2 separate regions of the Homo sapiens genome follow, and region 1 is linked to region 2. A link is an interaction called in ENCODE POLR2A ChIA-PET data of the cell type or tissue named here. Cell type or tissue: HepG2. All regions are shown on one strand. Each heading gives the region's core, and the rest is flanking DNA. Links, peaks and the distances in the headings are about the cores only.

Region 1 (9,062 bases), core at 2,732-5,231, 62 kb after region 2:
TAAATCACCTGCTGTATTAGTTTCCTGTTGCTGCTGGAACAAATGACCATAAAGTTAGTGACTTAAAACAATCCAAGGCTGGATGCGGTGGCTCACGCCTGTAATCCCAGTACTTTAGGAGGCCGAGGCAGGTGGATCACGAGATCAGGAGTTTGAGACCAGCCTGACCAACATGGTGAAACCCTGTCTCCACTAAAAATACAAAAATTAGCCAGGTGTGGTGGTGCGCACCTGTAGTCCCAGCTGCTCAGGAAGCTGAGGCAGGAGAATCGCTTGAATCGGGAGGCAGAGGTTGCAGTGAGCCGAGATTGTGCCACTGTACTCTAGCCTGGGTGACAGAGCAAGACTCAGTCTCAAAAAAAAAAAAAAAAAAAAAAAAAAAAGAAAGCAAGACAAATGTATTTTCTCACACTTTTAGAGGTCAGAAGTCTGACCCAGGTCTCATGAGGATGAAGCCGAGGTGCTGACCGAGTTGGTTCTCTCTGGAGGCTCCAAGGGACATCTGTTTCCCTGCCTTTCCCAGTTCTTTAAGGAGGTCCACATTGCTTCGCTCGTGGCGGCCCCTTCTTTCACCTTCAGAGCCAGCAATCATGTTCCGTTGATCTCTGCTCTGACCCTGAAGCTCCTGCCTCCCTCGCATAAGGCCCCCGTGGTTCCATGGGGCCCAGTGTTGTAGGTGCCACCTTGCTTTCCCCAGAGGCCGGCTACTGCCATCACCAGCAGCAGTGGGTGTCGGTGGCACAGTATTCATTGGGGAATTCTACTGCACATTTTTGTCTTAGAGAAGGAATAAGAAAAAAGTGATTCCAGCCCACAGTGAGACTGAGTGCTGGGGGTCGGCGCTCAGGCTCAGGGTTGAGGGGGAGCTGTACTGCCCCCCGGTGCAATCTGGCCCATAGATATCCTTGGCTCCGCTTGCACTGTCTGTTTGGAATATAATCCACGAACATAAAGCTCACCATTTTACAGTGTAAAATTCAATGATTTTTAGTATCTTCATAAGCTTGTGCAACCATTGTCACAATCCATTTTAGAACATTTCCACCATCCCCAAAAGAAACTCCCATACTTTCTCTCCCTTCCCCCTGTTCCTCGCAACCCTCAATCTGCTTTCTGTCTCGGCAGATTCGCCTGTTCTGGACATTTCATATAAACGGAATCTCATGTGGCCTTTTTAAAATTTTTTATTTTTATTTTGTGTAGAGATGAGATCTCCCTATGTAGGCCAGGCTGGTCTCAAATTGCTGAGCTCAAGAGATCTTCCCACCTTGGCCTCCCAAAGTGCTGGGATTCCCGGCCCTGAGCCACTGTGGCCAGCCAGTATGTGGCCTGTGGTGACTGGCCTTTTGCACTGAGCACGATGTTTTCCGTGTGCACATAGGCAGTGGCCTGCATCGGTACTTCAGCTTTTTTATGGCTGAATACAAAATCCACCTGCCTCGGCCTCCCAAAGTGCTGGGATTATAGGCGTGAGCCACCACGCCTGTATTGCATGTGGACACGTTGCGTGTATCCATTCATCTTCCAGTGGACAACTGATGTTGTTTCCACTTTTGAGCTCAGTTCTTATGAATAATGCTGCTAGGAGCACTTGTGTGCGAGTTTTTGTTGGTGTATACCCAGGAGTGGGATTGCTGGTGCCTATGGGAATTCTATGCTTTTTAGGAACTCCCAAACCATCTCCACCGTTTTCTCTTCTCACCAGCACTGCACGAGGGGCCCAATTGCTCCACATCCTCGACAACATTTGCGATTTTCTGCTTTTTTGATTCTAGCCACCCTAGTCGGTGTGAAGCAGCATCTCATGGTGGTTTTGATTTGCATTTCCCTAATCGGCACGTGTGCTTTCTTATTGGAACTGAAATGTAAGAAACGGGATGTTTTACCTAAAAGTTCAGATTTCTGTTATCTCTTGAAAAATGTGAATAAGACTGATCTCCCCGCATGGGCACTGGCCTGCTTCCTCGTTTTCCTACTTCTGTCTGTCATTCTGAATGTTGGGGCCCACCTGACCCTGGCCTCCCAGCGGATGCCCCACGTGGAGTGCAATGGGGTTGGCCAGGCACTGCCTGCTGTTGCCAACTCGGTCCCTTTGGGAGCCGTGCACTGCCATCTGTGCCACCGGTTTCTCTCTTATGGGTCCCTGGAGGGTGGGGACGTGAGTCCAAGAGGAGGTGCGAGTCTTGTCTGCGAAAACCTGCCCAGAGCCAGGGCTTTTCTGCTGGGCATCCTCGGAGCCTCTGGGGAGAGGCCAGGCCAGCGGCTGGCAGCAAGCAATGGAAATGGGGTGAACAAGTGCTTGGGGGTGGGGACGAGGCCAGAGCTTCCAGAGGCTGGCACTCTGGATTTAGATTCAGAATTTGCCGTTGAGTTGGGAGGGGTTGGAGTAGAAGATTCCACGTGGGAAAACTATCAGGACAAAGAGAACTCCAGAGGGAGTGGAGCCTGGCAGGGACCGGTGCTTGGTTGGCAGCTGTGTGACAACGTTATTACATTGCTATATATCAAAGGACTTGTTGCCTTGTAGACATACATTAAGTTGTTTTTTTTTTTTTTTTTTGAGATGGAGTCTTGCTCTGTCACCCAGGATGGAGTGCAGTGGCACGATCTCGGCTCACTGCAACCTCCGCCTCCCAGGTTCAAGCAATTCTCCTGCCTCAGCCTCCCGAGTAGCTGGGATTACAGGCGTGTGCCACCACGCCTGGTTAATTTTTGTATTTTTAGTAGAGACGGGGTTTCACCGTGTTGCCCAGGCTGGTCTTGAATTCCTGAGCTCAGGCAATCCCACTCACCTTGGCCTCCCATAGTGCTAGGATTACAGGTGTGAGCCACTGTGCCCAGTCAATATTTTTTTTTAAGAGATGGAGTCTTGCTCTGTCACCCAGGTTGCAGTGCAGTGGCGATCATAGTTCCCTGCAACCTCAAAGTCCTGGGCTCAAGTGATCTTCCTGCCTCAGTTTCCCTAGTAGCTGGGACTACAGGCTTTTTGTTTGTTTTTGTTTTGTTTTGTTTTTGAGACAGGGTCTCGCTCTGTCACTCAGGCTGCAGTGCAGTGGCGCAATCTCAGTGCACTGCAACCTCCGCCTACAGGTTCAAGTGATTGATTCTCCTGCCTCAGCCTCCTGAGTAGGGATTACAGACACATACCACCACGCTTGGCTAACTTTTGTATTTATTTTTTTAGTAGAGACAGAGTTTCACCATGTTGGCCAGGCTGGTCTCGAATTCCTGACCTCAAGTGATCTGCCCGCCTTGGCCTCCCAAAGTGCTGGGATTATAGGCGTGAGCCACCGTGCCTGGCCTACAGGCTAATTATTATTATTATTATTATTATTAATTATTATTTTGGTAGACACAGGGTGTCACTATGTTGCCCAGGCCTGTCTTGAACCTCTGGCCTAGAGCCATTCTCCCACCTGGGCCTCCCAAGTGGTTGGGATTATAGGCGTGAGCCACTGCGCCTGGCCAATGACCACGTAATTTTTCTACCACACTGTCACCCCTCTCCTGTCCTGTCTGTCCCTCTGGTGTCCAGGTTTCTGTAGAGCCTGGGGGCTCTGTCTGGGTTGGCCATGGATGTTTGGAGAGTGAGAATGGAGAGAGGAGCTCTCGGCTTTCTCAGCTGCCTTGGGTGGGGACAAGCCTGCCCACATCTCGGCTTCCCCTTCTTTGAAAAGGAGGAGATGCTCCTGGCCTGGCCCTCCAAGGGTTATGTCGGCGGGCTGGCCTCCAGCTGAAACGTGCGACTGGATAACAAAGTGCCAGGTGGTCCTCACCTTTCTGGTGCTTGTTCTCAAGTCCGGAGACACTGGTGGTTTCACTTAAGGAAGAAAAACCACCACCTCTGGACAGCAGCAGGGGCCCAGGAGCGCCCTGGGAATAGAGTGGGGCCGGCCTGGCGGAGGTTACCTGCTGGAGTGAGTGTCTCTTCTGCTTTCCTGTTTCTCCCTGGATCAAAGCAGCGGAGCCACGACCATCTGACCAACAAGACCCAAAGTCCACCCGAACAAAGGTGCATGCCAGCACTTTACCCACCACATCCAGGCCACGTGGGTTATCCACACTGCTGCCTGGGGGGCTGAGGTGTCCGCCCCGGAGCACAGCTGTGGGTGCCCTGTTGTCTCCAGCCCCTTGGGCACTGACTTGGCAGCTATGAGGTCAACAGCTGGAAAGACGGTTGCGTTTTGTGCTGACACAGCTGGGTCTCTTCAAGGCTTGCCTGAACTTGCCCTCTGCCCTCGGTCGCCCCACTGTAGTCGTGGCAGGAAACCTCCCCTGACTACTGGAAGCTGCCCAGGGCTCCCCAGAGCCCCTTTCTCCCGTCTTTGTCAATGCAAAGCTGTGTGAACCCAGACGCAGTTACAGCCAGGACAAGGCCTGCTCCTGGACAAGGCCTTCAGCCAGGCAAGCAGGAGTTCCTTTTGAGCTCACCATTTCTCAAGTGCAAGCATTTAGAAATGTCTTCAGCCCTGACTGGGTGTGGTGGCTCATGCCTGTAATCCCAGCACTTTGGGAGGCTGAGGTGGGTGGATCACCTAAGGTCAGGAGTTCAAGACCAACCTGGCCAACATGGTGAAACCCCGTCTCTACTAAAAATACAAAAATTAGCTGGACGTGGTGGCACGCACCTGTAATCCCAGCTACTCGGGAGGCTGAGTCAGGAGAATCGCTTGAACCCTGGAGGCGGAGGTTGCAGCGAGCTGAGATTACGTCATTGTACCCCAGCCTGGGCAACAAGAGCGAGACTCCATCTTAAAAAAAAAAAAAGAAAGAAAGAAATGTCTCCAGCCCTGAAGCTGGTGGCCAAGTGCCAGGAAGGGGGTGGTGAGACTGAGAGGTATGGGCTGGGGAGGGGTGTGGAGTCCTCCTCAGGCCCAAGTGAGAAGGACCAGTTTGCCTGGGGGGAGGAGATTCACCATTCCCGGATCTGGTCTTGTGTCTTCCTTCTATACTGTGTTTTCCATGTGTATAAAAGTAATATATGCTCTTGGTAAAATATTCATATTTTATGTTTTAAACATTTATGTATATTTAAATATATTTTATATATTGTTTTCTCTCTAAGATATACAGTGTCATGATAAAAATATATTTATAGCCTGTCTTTTTAATTTTTAAAAATATATTGTGTTTTCCCTATATATAAATGTAACATATGCTCATGGTTAAAAAAAGTTTACAAAATTGAGATATAACTTACATATAGTAAAGAGTACAGCTCTTAAAGAAATAGCTCAATATATCTTTTCCTTCCTTCCTTCCTTCCTTCCTTGCCTCCCTCCCTCCCTCCCTCCCTCACTCCTTCCCTCTTTCCCTCTCTCCCTCTCTCCCTCTCTCCCTCTCTCTTTCTTTGTCAGAGTTTTGCTCTGTTGCCCAGGCTGGATTGCAGTGGTGCAGTCATACCTCACTGCAACCTCTACCTCCCAGGTTCAAGCGATTCTCTGACCTCAGCCTCCTGTGTAGCTGGAACTACAGGCATGCGCCACCACATCTAATTTTTCCTTTTTCATTTTTGTAGAGATGGGCTTCACTTTGTTGCCCAGGCTGGTCTCCAACTCCTGGCCTCTGGCGATCCTCCTGCCTCAGCCTCCCAAAGTGCTGGGATGACAGGCATGAGCCCTCACACCTGCCCTAACATTTTGATGGATGAAGCCAAATTGCCCTTCCAGAAGCTTCTGCTTGTGCCCAGGCACATTGACATGAGGTGAGAGGCCTGTTATTTCCATTTCTTATCAGCAGTAGCTTTTATCAAGCTTTAAAAGATGCCACAAGATGAAAACTACAACTCCATTTGATTTATTTTCTTTCATTACGATTGAGGCTGACATCTTGGCTATTTGCATACTTCTTTTGAGAATTGTCTGAATATATTATCCAAATCATTTATCCATTGTATTAGGTTACTCATCTTTTTCTGTTGTATTTGTAAGCATTCGTTGTATATTAAAGGCGCTAAGACCAGGTATTTGGAAGGCTTGAGAAGGAAATAATTTTTTTTGTGTTTTGAGACAGCGTTTCACTCTGTTGCCCAGGCTGGAGTGCAGTGGCATGATCACGGCTCACTGCAGCTTCCCACTTCCAGGTTTAAGCGATCCTCCCACTTGTAGTTTGAGTCTCTGGGACTGCAGATGTGTGCCACCACACATGGCTAATTTTTGTATTTTTTGTAGAGACGGAGTCTTGCTATGTTGCCTAGGCTGATCTCAAACTCTTGGGCTCAAACAATTCACCTGCCTTGGCCTCCCAAAGTGTTGGAATTGCAAGTGTGAGCCACTGCGCCCGGCTGGAAATCTTTTTTTTTTTTTTTGAGATGTAGTCTCCCGCTGCCACCAAGGCTGGAATGCAGTGGCTTGATCTTGGCTCATTGCCACCTCTGCCTCCTGGGCTCAAGTGTTCCTCCCACCTCAGCCTCCCCAGTAGCTGAGACTACAGGTGGGTGCCACCGCACCTGGCTGATTTTTGTATTTTTTTTTTTAGTAGAGACAGGGTTTCACTATGTTGGCCAGGCTGGTCTCGAACTCCTGACCTCAAGTGATCTGCCTGCCTCAGCCTCCCAAAATGCTGGGATTACAGGCATGAGCCACCTTGCCCAGCCTGGAAATCATTTTATACCTACAGCAAAACGTCGGTGATTCTACTGTCCATGTGAAAACTCAACTATCAACCAAGCTGTTCTTTTGCTCCAATATCTCAATCATGCAATCACCAACTTAGATGTTCCAATTTAGTTTTAGTAAATGCTTTAGAAAAAAGTAAACCTGGAATGGGAAGGCACCATCATTTCTCTGCCTTGTGCCTGTAACCTCCTTCACTATTTACCACCCCTCTTTAGGGCCTCGAATCCTGCCTGAGCTCCATGAAGGCTGCAGTGACTTGAGTTGGCGTGAGTGGAAACCTCTGCCTCCACAGTGAAATGTCACTGACTACTGGAAATTAGGCGAATGCATTAGTGCACAGCAGAGGTGGCACGGGGAGCGGTCAATGTGTGTCAGTCTCCCCTGGCGGACGGTGGCGAGCTGAGATGAGGTTGTGTCTGCCTTTGGGAGGTGGGGGAGAGCTTGGCCGATGAAGAGGGGTGGGGGTGGCGTGGTACGGGAGCTTGGTTGAGTAGAAGGAATGGGTGAGGGGGAGGTGGACCAGGAGGATTCCTGATACAATATAAAGACCCAGCTACTGGAGCAGGGGCGCATTTGCTGACCGTGCTAATGTTGGTTCCTACCCATGTTTGTTGACCCCAAAGTTTACTTGGTGACAATATCGAGGCCAGCTGAGGACTAAAGAGAAAGGTGGTTGGTGACGGGGCTCCCAGGATGGGGCCTGGGGGATGATGGGGAACAGCTTCTATCCTTCCCTTCTCCAATGTGTTTGATGTCCTTATTCTAGGCTGGGCTGGCCTGATATTGGGCATCAGTGGCAGCTCTTTGAGCACTTTGCGTTTGGGGCTGAGGCTCTCGAGAACATTTTCTTGGGAACTTTTACTGTTCTTTCTCCTGCATGGAGAGGCTTTCCCCATCTGCTTCCAGGTGGCTTTGCAATTGAAACTCAACAACGCTGAAGCCCTTCTTCCACACAACCATGCTGCGGCCTCTCCGTTGCCTTTCCACATCCCTCCAATTAAGCCTTTGGCTTCATTTATGCCTCAACATCCTCCTTCTAGTTCCACTGTGAAATGTTATGAGATAATCCAAGGGAAATATTTTCACTTCGAGATCACCACAGGTTGCACCCTGAATCTCTGGGTTTGGTGTGGCTGAGCAGATGGGATGAAGTGCCCTGGGCACACCTAGCCTGTTCACCCCTTGGCGAACATGGTGAAACCCCCATCTCTACTAAAAATACAAAAATTAGCTGGGCGTGGTGGCACGCGCCTGTAGTCCCAGCTACTCAGGAGGCTGAGGCAGGAGAATCGCTTGAACCCGGGAGGCGGAGGTTGCAGTGAACCGAGATGGTGTCACTGCACTCCAGCCTGGGCAACGAGAGCAAAACTGTCTCAAAAAAAACAAAAACAAAAACAGGGTCATCGGGCCACCCTGGGCTGGTCGACACATGAGGATAGGCGGCTTCCTCACCAGCCTCTCATTCCTGCCACAGATCCCAGCACTCTCTAGGGTCACTCAGCACTGAGACCAGAGGTTGACCACTGTTTGTAACTGTGTTTATGCTGTTGCTTTTCTTATAGTTAAGAAGAAAGCAAACTATTTCCACTACCTGTGTCTCTATCAAAAGTGAAAAATAAAAGCAGGTGGAGGGTCTCTGGGTTTCAGGGAAAGGGCTTTCCTTCATACCGAGCAGCACACAGGAAGGCGTGGGCCAAAATCACTGGTGTCCCGGCTGGGCGCGGTGGCTCACGCTTGTCATCCCAGCACTTTGGGAGGCCGAGATGGATGAATCACCTGAGGTCAGGAGTTTGAGACCAGCCTGGCCAACATGGTGAAACCCCATCTCTACTAAAAATACAAAAATTAGTCAGGCGTGGTGGCGGGCACCTGTAACACCAGCTACTCAGGAGGCTGAGGCAGAAGAATCGCTTGAACCCGGGAGGTGGAGGTTGCAGTGAGCCGAGATGGCGCCACTGCACTCCAGCCTGCACCACAAGCGTGAAACTCTGTCTCAAAAAAACAAAAACAAAAACATGAAACAAAATCACTGGCGTCCACAGCAGCTGGGAGAGGCAAGGACGGGACCTCTGCAGAGCCTGCAGAGTGAGCACGGCCTCTCTGGATTGGACTTCTGGCCTCCACACCTGCGAGGGAACACACCTGGGTGGCTCAACGCCCTCAGTCTGTGGTGCTTTCTCAGAGCAGCCGCAGGAAACCAATCCAGCGGGTCGCCTGATCATCAACATGGACGAGAGGGAAGCAAGGACCTGTCGCCTCAGGACACTGTCAACACTTAACTGTGGTTTGAATGTTTGTGTCCCTCCAAAATTCACGTTGAAACTTAATCCCCAGTGCAACAGTACTGAGGAGTGAGAAGGCCGTAATGGCTCTGCCCTCCGGGGAGGGATTAGAGCCTCATATATTATATTATTTTATTTTGAGATGAGATTTGTATTATTTATT
Region 2 (9,062 bases), core at 3,618-6,117:
ATTTTTGGATCTGGTCTTCGTGTGAACTGTTTGGATAAGGCCTGACACATAAGAGCTTACTAACTGTTGGCTGGGATTATTTCTCTTAACCAGAAAACTTGATTACCTACAAGTTTTCAAATCTAGTTTGGGGCAGAGGGCTGACATTAACAAGAGATATCCAAGATGCACGTGTGTGCATGCATGTGTGTGTGTGCATGCGTGTGTGCGTGTGTGTGCATGTGTGTGCGTGTGTGCATGCATGTGTGTGCGTGTGCGTGTCTGTGTGCATGCATGTGCGTGCACACGTGTGCGCGCGTGTGTGCATGTATGCATGCATGTGTGCATGTGTGTGCGTGTGTGTGCATGCATGTGTGTGCATACATGTGTGTGCATGCATGTGTGTGCATACATGTGTGTGCATACATGTGTGTGCACGTGTGTGTACACGTGTGTGTGCACGTGTGTATGCACGTAGGGCTGGAGATCTGCAGCGATGCAACCTATCCTGGCAGGAACGCCTCTCTTTGGCTGCCCGAGTGAAGGACCCTTTCAAACGCAGCCTGGAGTTTAATATTGCCAACAACTGGCCCTGAATCCTTTCAACCTGAGCCAGGTGTAATGTAAACCCCTCTGGATTTCCTCCCTTTCCTGTTTCATCTGAGAAATTCTTTGCTAATTCCATGGTATCTGGTTTCTCATTGTTTCCCCCTGCGTTAGACAGCCTCTTGGGGTGGGCTTTGGGAAGATGTGTGGAATGCACTCAGCCCTCCGAAATGACACGGCTCTACGCTCATTCCCACTGCCACCCTCCGGAACCTCCTAAGAGACTGTGCTGGCTGTCAGGGCCACGTGAGTCTTAGTACCCTGGGGAAAGGGGCGAATACCTGTTACACTGTCAGAGAACAGTCTCCAGTGGTCACCACACTTTCGTAAACCAGTGTCCAAATTAGGAACAGGACAATTAATGTCAAGCTCCTTTGGAATATGACACTGAGATGAATGTCACAAAAATAATAGTGTACTATCCATTCTTTGTTAGGATACTTGCTGTTTGGGGTTGAGGACAAGGAAAAAGACAAGCCAGGTAGAGGAAGGCTGGGCCAGTGCAGCAGGACCATCTCCTCCTCTGAGCCTCCAGAGGAGCTGGGAGTACAAAATCCTGTGCATGGCAGGGGGTGGGGAGTGGAGAGATTGCCGAGCAGAATCCCTTCTAGGAAGAGCGGAAGTGAGCATCATGATAGCCGTTTCCTGCCTTGTTTATGGCGCACTCCGACTCTCCCACCAGCGCCGAGGTGGAAAGAGGAAGTGCCCAGCAGGGCGAGGGAGACTTGGGGCTGGCTGTGTTCCTCTCAACCTTCCATGCATCTTCCCACCGTCTCCTCTCCTGGCATTGAAAATTATTTATGTTTGCAAATTGCTTTTGACTCACATGAGTTATTCCTCTTGCCTGCCAACAAGTCTGGGGAGAGAAGAGAGTTATCGAGCCTGCGAGCTGAGAAATCCAGGGAAGACGAATGCTGGAGCACCGAAGTCAAAGTCATCAGCCTTGGGATTCAGTCCCTGCTCTGCTGCTGCTATGGCCATTGCGTCCCCTTTCTGGACCTTGGGTTTTTCATCTGCAAAAGGAGAGGGTTGGGTGGAGTGTGAGCTCTCCAGGCCCTTGGTTCTGACATCCCCTGAGCTGTGTCACCTGAAGAGGCAAAGAAAAGGTAGGCCAACCTCTGAGCTGCTCCCTAACCTGCAGCTGGCGAGCCCTGAGACTGCTGAGGGCCTGAGGCTGGAGACGGTGCTAAGCAGCCCCTGGCCCAGCAGGAAGAACTAGACAGGGTGGCCAGGAGTGTTTCTCCCCTTTGTCTTTTGCATCACTCTGGTCCTTAGTGATGTCTTGTTCCATAGACTAAGATGAAAACAAATGTTTGCAGAGGAACCAGAAGGGCGGAAGTCCCAGGGGTTGGTCCAGGAGGGAAACACACACAAACATACCAAATCATCATCATAACCAAGACCAGGGACGGCGCAGGGTCAGCTCCACGGGGAGTGTAAGTCATCTGCCCCTCCCAGAGGAAAGGGTTGGCCCATTGATGGTGGAGTGATAGCTCCTGGAAGCTCAGAACAGAGAGGGACCAGGGGGTTTCTATTCCAAGCCCTTTGTTCTACAATGGGGAAAGTGAGGCCCCAAAGACAAAAGTCAACATCAAGGTGAATGATTGACATCATCACCTTGGCAATGATGATGTCATTGCCAAGACATCATCGTTGGGCAAGAGAGACCATTCTTTGCCCACAAGTGGATATCTGAGTTCCAGTCAGGAACAGTGTTTACCTGTCTACCAGCTATAAAATTAGGTATAGTAATAGGAATGATGATAACATAATTCAAAGTTCAATGCCGAAGCAGTGAGTGAGTGGTCAAGTGTGGCTGTTAGAGGGCCGTGGTCTGGCTTCCATTCTCCAGACTGTGGTTTGGGGCCTAACCCAGAAAGATGTGAGGGTCTGGTCTTCCTCCAATCCGGTGACCACCAAGTGGAGAGGAAGGCTGCTGTGGGCCCCGTCCTTCAAAGGGTGAGAAACCTGCTAACCTCAGAGCTGGGAGTTGACTCTGCCTTGGCAGGCAGACAGACAGTATTTGCTCAGCTGTAGCCAAACCACAGCGAACCTCAGCCCTAGGTCCACAGGGGAGTAGGGGTCTGTGTGCCCTCCTGTGCAAGAGGACCTATGGGTGGGCAGAAGGCAGTTAGATGGCAGGGAGAGGAGCTTTCCTATGGAATGCTTGGTCCTGAAGCCAGCCCTTTCTCCTGGGCCTGGAGATGAGTTCCTGGATGAGTCTCGCCTAGGGTAGAGTATGAGGCCTCCAAGGTCCAGCTCCGCAGAGGGAACTCTCCTCACTTCCATTTTAATCCTCTTAGGAAAGAAGTGAGAACCAGAGGGTGCACCTTGCAGTCTTTAGCTGTAGGTTAACCTGGTGGTTGATCCATGTGGCACTTGCAGTCATGGACATTTCAGTGTTTTGGAGAGAGAATAAGAAAGGGATGAGACAGGGATAAAATCAAGGGAGAAGGCGGCAGCAGGGAGAGAGGAAACCAAGAGAAGAGCAGAGATAAAGACAGAGACAGAAACAGAGGTCAGGAAGCCAAAGGGTCGGGGACCAAACACCAGAGAAACATCATAACAGAAACAGACAGAAGCAGGCGAGGAGCACCCAGGATGACCGGGGTGCCCAGGACAACGACGAGGAAGACACAAAGGCCCAGAGGAGGCGGGAAATGGTGCGAATCAAAAACACCGCACTGGGCAGCCATAAAAAAGAACGACGTGGGCCAGGTGCGGCGGCTCACGCCTGTAATCCCCATACTTTGGGAGGCTGAGGCGGGAGGATCACCTGAGACCAGGAGTTCGAAATCAGCCTGGCCAACATGATGAAACCCCATCTCTACTAAAATTACAAAATTAGGCCAGGCGCGGTGGCTCACGCCTGTAATCCCAGCACTCTGGGAGGCCGAGGCGGGCGATCACGAGGTCAGGAGATCGAGACCATCCTGGCTAACACGGTGAAACCCCATCTCTACTAAAAATACAAAAAATGAGCCTGGTGTGGTGGCGGGTGCCTGTAGTCCCAGCTACTTGGGAGGCTGGGGCAGGACAATGGTGTGAACCCGGGAGGCGGAGCTTGCAGTGAGCCGAGATGGCGCCACTGAACTCCAGCCTGGGCGACACAGCGAGACTCCATCTCACAAAAAAAAAAAAAAAAAATTACAAAAATTAGCCAGGCGTGTTGGTGTGCACCTGTAGTCACAGCTTTTCAGGAGGCCGAGGCACGAGAATCACCTGAATCCTGGAGACAGAGGTTGCAGTGAGCCAAGATTGTGCCACTGTGCTCTAGCCTGGGTGACAGATTGAAACTCCATCTAAAAAAAAAAAAAGAAAGAAAGAGATCACGTCCTTTGCAGGGACATGGATGGAGCTGGAGGCCATTGTCCTCAGCAAACTAACGCAGGAACAGAAAACCAAACACCACATGTTCTTACTTATAAGTGGGAGTTAAATGATGAGAACACATGGACACATAGAAAGGAACAACACACACGGAAGTCTTTTGGAGGGTGGAGGGTGGGAGGAAGGAGAGGATCAAGAAAAACAGCTAATGGGTACTAGGTTTAATACCTGGGTGAGGCTGGGCACGGTGGCTGAAGCCTGTAATCCCAGCACTCTGGAAGGCTGAGGCGGGCGGATCACGAGGTCAGGAGATCGAGACCATCCTGGCTAACACGATGAAACCCTGTCTCTACTAAAAATACAAAAAATTAGCTGGGCATGGTGGCGTGCGCCTGTAGTCCCAGCTACACGAGAGGCTGAGGCAGGAGAATGGCGTGAACCCGGGAGGCAGAGCTTGCAGTGAGTGGAGATCGGGCCACTGCACTCCAGCCTGGGCAACAGAGCGAGACTCCGTCTCAAAAAAGAAAAAAAAAATACCTGGGTGATGAAATAATTTATGCCACAAACCTCCACGCCGCAAGTTTACCTACGTAACAAACCTGCACTTGTACCCCTGAACTTAAAATAAAAGTTAAAAAAAAATCACATTGGAAGGATCAAAGCCAGTGTTACCAATCATGGGCCAAACTGCCATCGTGGGCCTCCCAACACTGAGAAGCCGCACCCAGAAGTCCGTAGTGTCATTCCAGCGGTTTTCCCGCCAGAACGCAGCGCCCGAATCCAACCACGAAGAAATCCCAGATGCGTACTCTTCAGAAGCCAAGGTGAAAGAACACAGAGAGAGGCCAAGGTCCTGCCCAGCGCAAAGGAGACCAGAGGGAGAGGGCGCAGAATGAGCGCAGGATCCTTTGCTCTTGGAACAGAAAAGAGAAGTGAGTTATAAAGAGCATTATTGAGGAGACTGAGAAAACGGCATCTGGACTGTGGGTTAGACAACAGTATTGGATTGATGTTAAACATCCTGATTCTGGCCATTGCACTGTGGTTGTTGTGTAAGATCTTGTCCTTGATCTCAGGGAAAACACACTACCCCAAAGTATGCAGGCAGAAAGGGCACAAGGTCTCCAATGGACTCTCAAATGGTTCAGAAAAAAATATGTGGGAAGGCCGGACGCGGTGGCTCACACCTGTCATCCCAGCATATTGGGAGGCTGAGGCAGGCGGATCACCTGAGGTCAGGAGCTTGAGACCAGCCTGGCCAACATGGTGAAACCTCGTCTCTACTAAAAATACAAAAAATTAGCCGGGCGTGGTGGCCGGTGCCTATAATCCCAGCTACTTGGGAGGCTGAGGCAGGAGAATTGCTTGAACCCGGGAGGTGGTGGTTGCAATGAGCCGAGATCGCGCCTGGGTAACAAGAGGGAGACTCCATCTCAAAACAAACACAAACACACACACACACACACACACACACACACACACACACACACACACACAGAATAGAGAGAGCACCAATGACAAAGCAGATGGGCAAATGTCAACAACTGGTAAATCTAGATAAAAAATATAGGCAAGTTCCTTTACTCATCTTGCAGCTTCTCTGTAAGTTGGCCAAAAATGCTGAGCTGAGATTTAAAATAGGTTCTTCGGAGTGCCTCCTTGGGGCTGGGGATAGGCGCTGGCCCTGGAGCCTCACGGCAGGCCTGGGAAGGACCGCAAGTGCCTCCCTACCTGGGCCAAGCGGAGAGTCCCAAACTGCTGCGGCTGTGAATGGCCTGGGTGGGTCGTCTGCCTGCGCATGCATTTTCAGATCCTTCACCCCATGTCCTCAACACAAATGAACAGGATTCTGGGAGGGTGAGGACACTGGCACCAGGGCCCTGTACCAGGAGGCTCCTGGCCACCTCCAGCTCAGCCTGGCCCCTCCCACTGCACAGCTTAGCCCCACCTTTGGCCAACCACAATTCTTTGGCCAAGTGGGAAAGCAGGATGTGGCAGAAAGAGCAAGGATTAGGGGTTCAGGCAAGACCAGTCGTGGGTACCAGCTGCTCTGCATTTCCTAGCTCTGTGCCCTGGCACTGATGGCTCTGCCCCCAGACCTGCCCAAGGCCAGCTCATTGTTACCATTTAGTCCCCTAAATGCCACCTCTCAAGAGAAGCCGTCCCCAACCACCGGCCTAAAGTGGACTGCATCTCACTCCCCAGTTGTTCTTCTTAGAGCAGCTGTTCTTATCTGAAATTATTGATCTGTTGACTTGTCTCCTGCCCCCACTAGAATGTAAACACCGTGAGAGCAAGCCCTTGTCCCTCTTACCCATCACCCTGTTCTCAGCTCCTAGAACCGGTCAGCTGCTCCAGGGCTATTTGCTAAAGGAAGGGAGGAAGAAAGGAAAGGGAAAAATGATGTAGGAGGGAAGGAGAAGGAAGTGGAGAGAAGGGGAAGGGAGGAAAGAAGGAAGGGAAGTCCTTGAACCTCTCACCAGTAAAATGGAGGTGATCATTCCTGGGGCAGAAAGTTCACCTAGAGATGGTCTAAAGAGAGCCCTGGGTAGCGTGAGCCCAGAAGAAGCAGTAATCAAAAGCCAGCGTCCACATGATTGTCAAGTTCACCTCTGCCCTGGCCCAGGGCTGCTCACAGCCAGTACGTTCCTGCATGTGATCCAGTCATTAATCTGGATGCCCAGTCATTTTTATCTCATCTGGGGAAGGGTAGATTGGAAGGGGTGAATTATTTTGTCATGACGGGGCCAGCTCCTGGTGACAGCTTGGGTCCCAGAAACATTCAACCACACCTATAATGAGAAGATTCTAAAACTAAAGCACCCTCGGGGCCAGGCGAGGTGGCTCCTGCCTATAATCCTCACACTTCGGGAGGTCGAGGCGGGCAGATCCCCTGAGGTCAGGAGTTCGAGACCAGCCTGGACAACATGGTGAAACCCCATCTCTACTGAAATACAAAAATTATCCAGGCGTGGTGGTGCACAGCTGTGGTCCCAGCTACTCGGGAGGCTGAGGCACAAGAATCACTTGAACTCGGGAGGCGGAGGTTGCAGTGGGCTGAGATCGTGCCACTGCATTCCAGCCTGGGCAACAGTGAAACTCTGTCTCAAAAAGAAAGAAAGAAAGAAAAAAATCACCCTCGGCCCCCAGGTCACTCTCCTCATGCTGGGCTGGTGTTCCCCTCCTGACAGTGGACCATGCTAGAGAAGAACAACGCCTTCCTACTCTCTCACTTGCCTCCCTGTGATGGGAGAGAGGCAAAGTCAGTAGAAAATAGTCCACGTGGCCCGGCTGGCTGAGTAATGACTGAGCAAGTGAAGCCCTCTGGTAGTCTAGGTGAGTGTAGCTCACAATTTAGGTTGTCCCCTGGCACATATGACACTGTGGGAATGACAGACCCGCCCTAGGCCTTGCTAGAAGGCTGGCATTAGGCAGGACTGCAGCACCCAAGAAGTTTGCCAAGGGTGCTGAAGGCACTGTGGTCTCCCAAATGGGACTGGTCTCTTCCCCAATCCAATTAGGGCCCAAGGGTTCAATGAGGGCCTTTATGGAAACTGAAGCCCCAAAGAGACAGGAAGTAGCTCTCAAGATGGAGGTGGAAGCCTTCAGAACAGCATCCCTGGGAATTTGCATGCTGCTGTTGACGGCTGTCCAGCCTCCCTTACAGCATTGATGAAAGATCTAAATTCGTACCGTGCACTGCAGGGAACACACCACACAGGCCAATTTAGCTGGTCAAATCTTGGCAAGCCAGCAAGAAGGGACCATATTGACATTTAAAACATTTGAGGCGATCTCCTGGTTTGCTCCAGCCGCCTGCCGAGCTGGGCAGAGAAATGAAGTGTGCCTCCAACTCCAGACCAGCTGGGTCTCTTGCAGGCAAGCCATCTCTTTGTGTCATCCATGCCTTGTGAGGTGGGTGTGGGCATTGCCATGTTGAATGGACTGCTGACAAAGGAAGAGACCAACTTGTGACCTAGTGTCCCAAATTCCTGTCTTCAAGATAAGAGTGGGCAAACAGTCAGATCTATAAATAATGCTTTCCAGAGTGGCCCTTCCCGAAGCACCTCGCAGGCTCAGCAGGCTTGGGCCGCTTACCTCTCTCTGCTCCAAATGCAGAGCTGGCTAGCTCTCACCCGGAACCTTGGAAGCTCCCGATGGAAGAGCCCTCCTTTTCTTCTCTACCTCGCAGAGATGAGGGTCACAAAGCAAGGAACAAGGCGACTTTCCTCTGGAAGGCTCTCTTCCTTCTGCATGCCCTGCAGTGGCACAGCTGCCCAGAAATTAGCTTGGGTGGGAAAGATCCCTGGCTCTTGGGGGTTTTAAATCCCCAATGCACCCCCAGTTAAGGTGAAGAATGTGTCCAGAATTCCAGACCGAGGCCGTGTGCTCAGTAATGCCCCGAAGGGATCCTGGTCTTGTTGCCCTACTCTGTTGGCTTGTCTTACTCATCAGCTGGACCCAATGTCTCTCGCTGGTAGGGACTGTGTCTTTTTTACTATCACTCTCCAGCACAGCTTAGCACTGTTTCTGGAAGTCCTAGATAAATACTGATTGAATGAATGAGTTTTGTGTACAAGGTCTCAGTCACTGCTGCTGCCTAGAAAAGAGTAGAACTCCCAGGGGGCCATGACCACTCTTGGCTCTCTGGCCAGGCTCCTGGCACACGGCCCACTCAGGGACCATCCCAGGGTCCCCAGGGTCGGTGGTATTTCCCACCTGCCCATGGTAGTGGAAGGCAGAGGAAACATCTCTCTCTCTGTCTCTCTTTCTCTCTGCATGTTTAAACACTAGTTATTGGCTTTGGTCTCTGTCCTTTACTCTTCTCTGATTTATGAAATACAGGTTCCTTTTGTCATAGCTTGTGGGGTATTTTGTTCTGTCTCTCTGATGACTTTCATCATCAGCTTGAATTTAGGAGAGATGCCAGAAGCAACACCCACCCCTGGATATACACACCACCGACTAGTGTTCCCACGGCCTCTTAATGACAACAGCTCACAATTACAGATTGCTCACTGAGCCAGGTGCCGCGGAGGAACCCTTACATGCATTGTCTTTTCATCCGTGTGGTAAACTGAGGTTATAGATACTATTATTACCTCCATGAGGAAATGGGTGCCTTGGGAGGTCAAACACCTGGCCCA

The links. ChIA-PET counts read pairs that join two places held together with the same protein. Peaks named below come from ENCODE experiments on the same cell type or tissue, not always from the same donor. Only the 100,000 strongest peaks of a DNase experiment are listed, where the experiment ranks them.
Region 1: POLR2A ChIA-PET joins it to region 2 with 5 read pairs; 14 of 35 experiments call an interaction of 5 or more read pairs at or near these places.

What each region holds. Positions count from the first base shown.
Region 1 is chr17:79,755,484-79,764,545 of GRCh38, reverse strand. LOC124904070 (a long non-coding RNA gene) reads left to right here and starts at 5,519. Exons shown (of 2, transcript XR_007065927.1): 1 at 5,519-5,704; 2 at 6,833-7,202. RefSeq lists enhancers at 1,730-2,230, 3,945-4,446. In HepG2, for the core only: no CTCF peak of the experiment used is centred there; a DNase peak (open chromatin) is centred at 3,985; H3K4me3 peaks cover 284 bases.
Region 2 is chr17:79,818,620-79,827,681 of GRCh38, reverse strand. It overlaps LINC01977 (long intergenic non-protein coding RNA 1977), which reads right to left and starts at 4,230. Exons shown (of 3, transcript NR_146504.1): 1 at 4,144-4,230; 2 at 3,808-3,887; 3 at 1-1,598. RefSeq lists enhancers at 1-328, 329-830 and a silencer at 1,020-1,296. In HepG2, for the core only: no CTCF peak of the experiment used is centred there; a DNase peak (open chromatin) is centred at 4,981.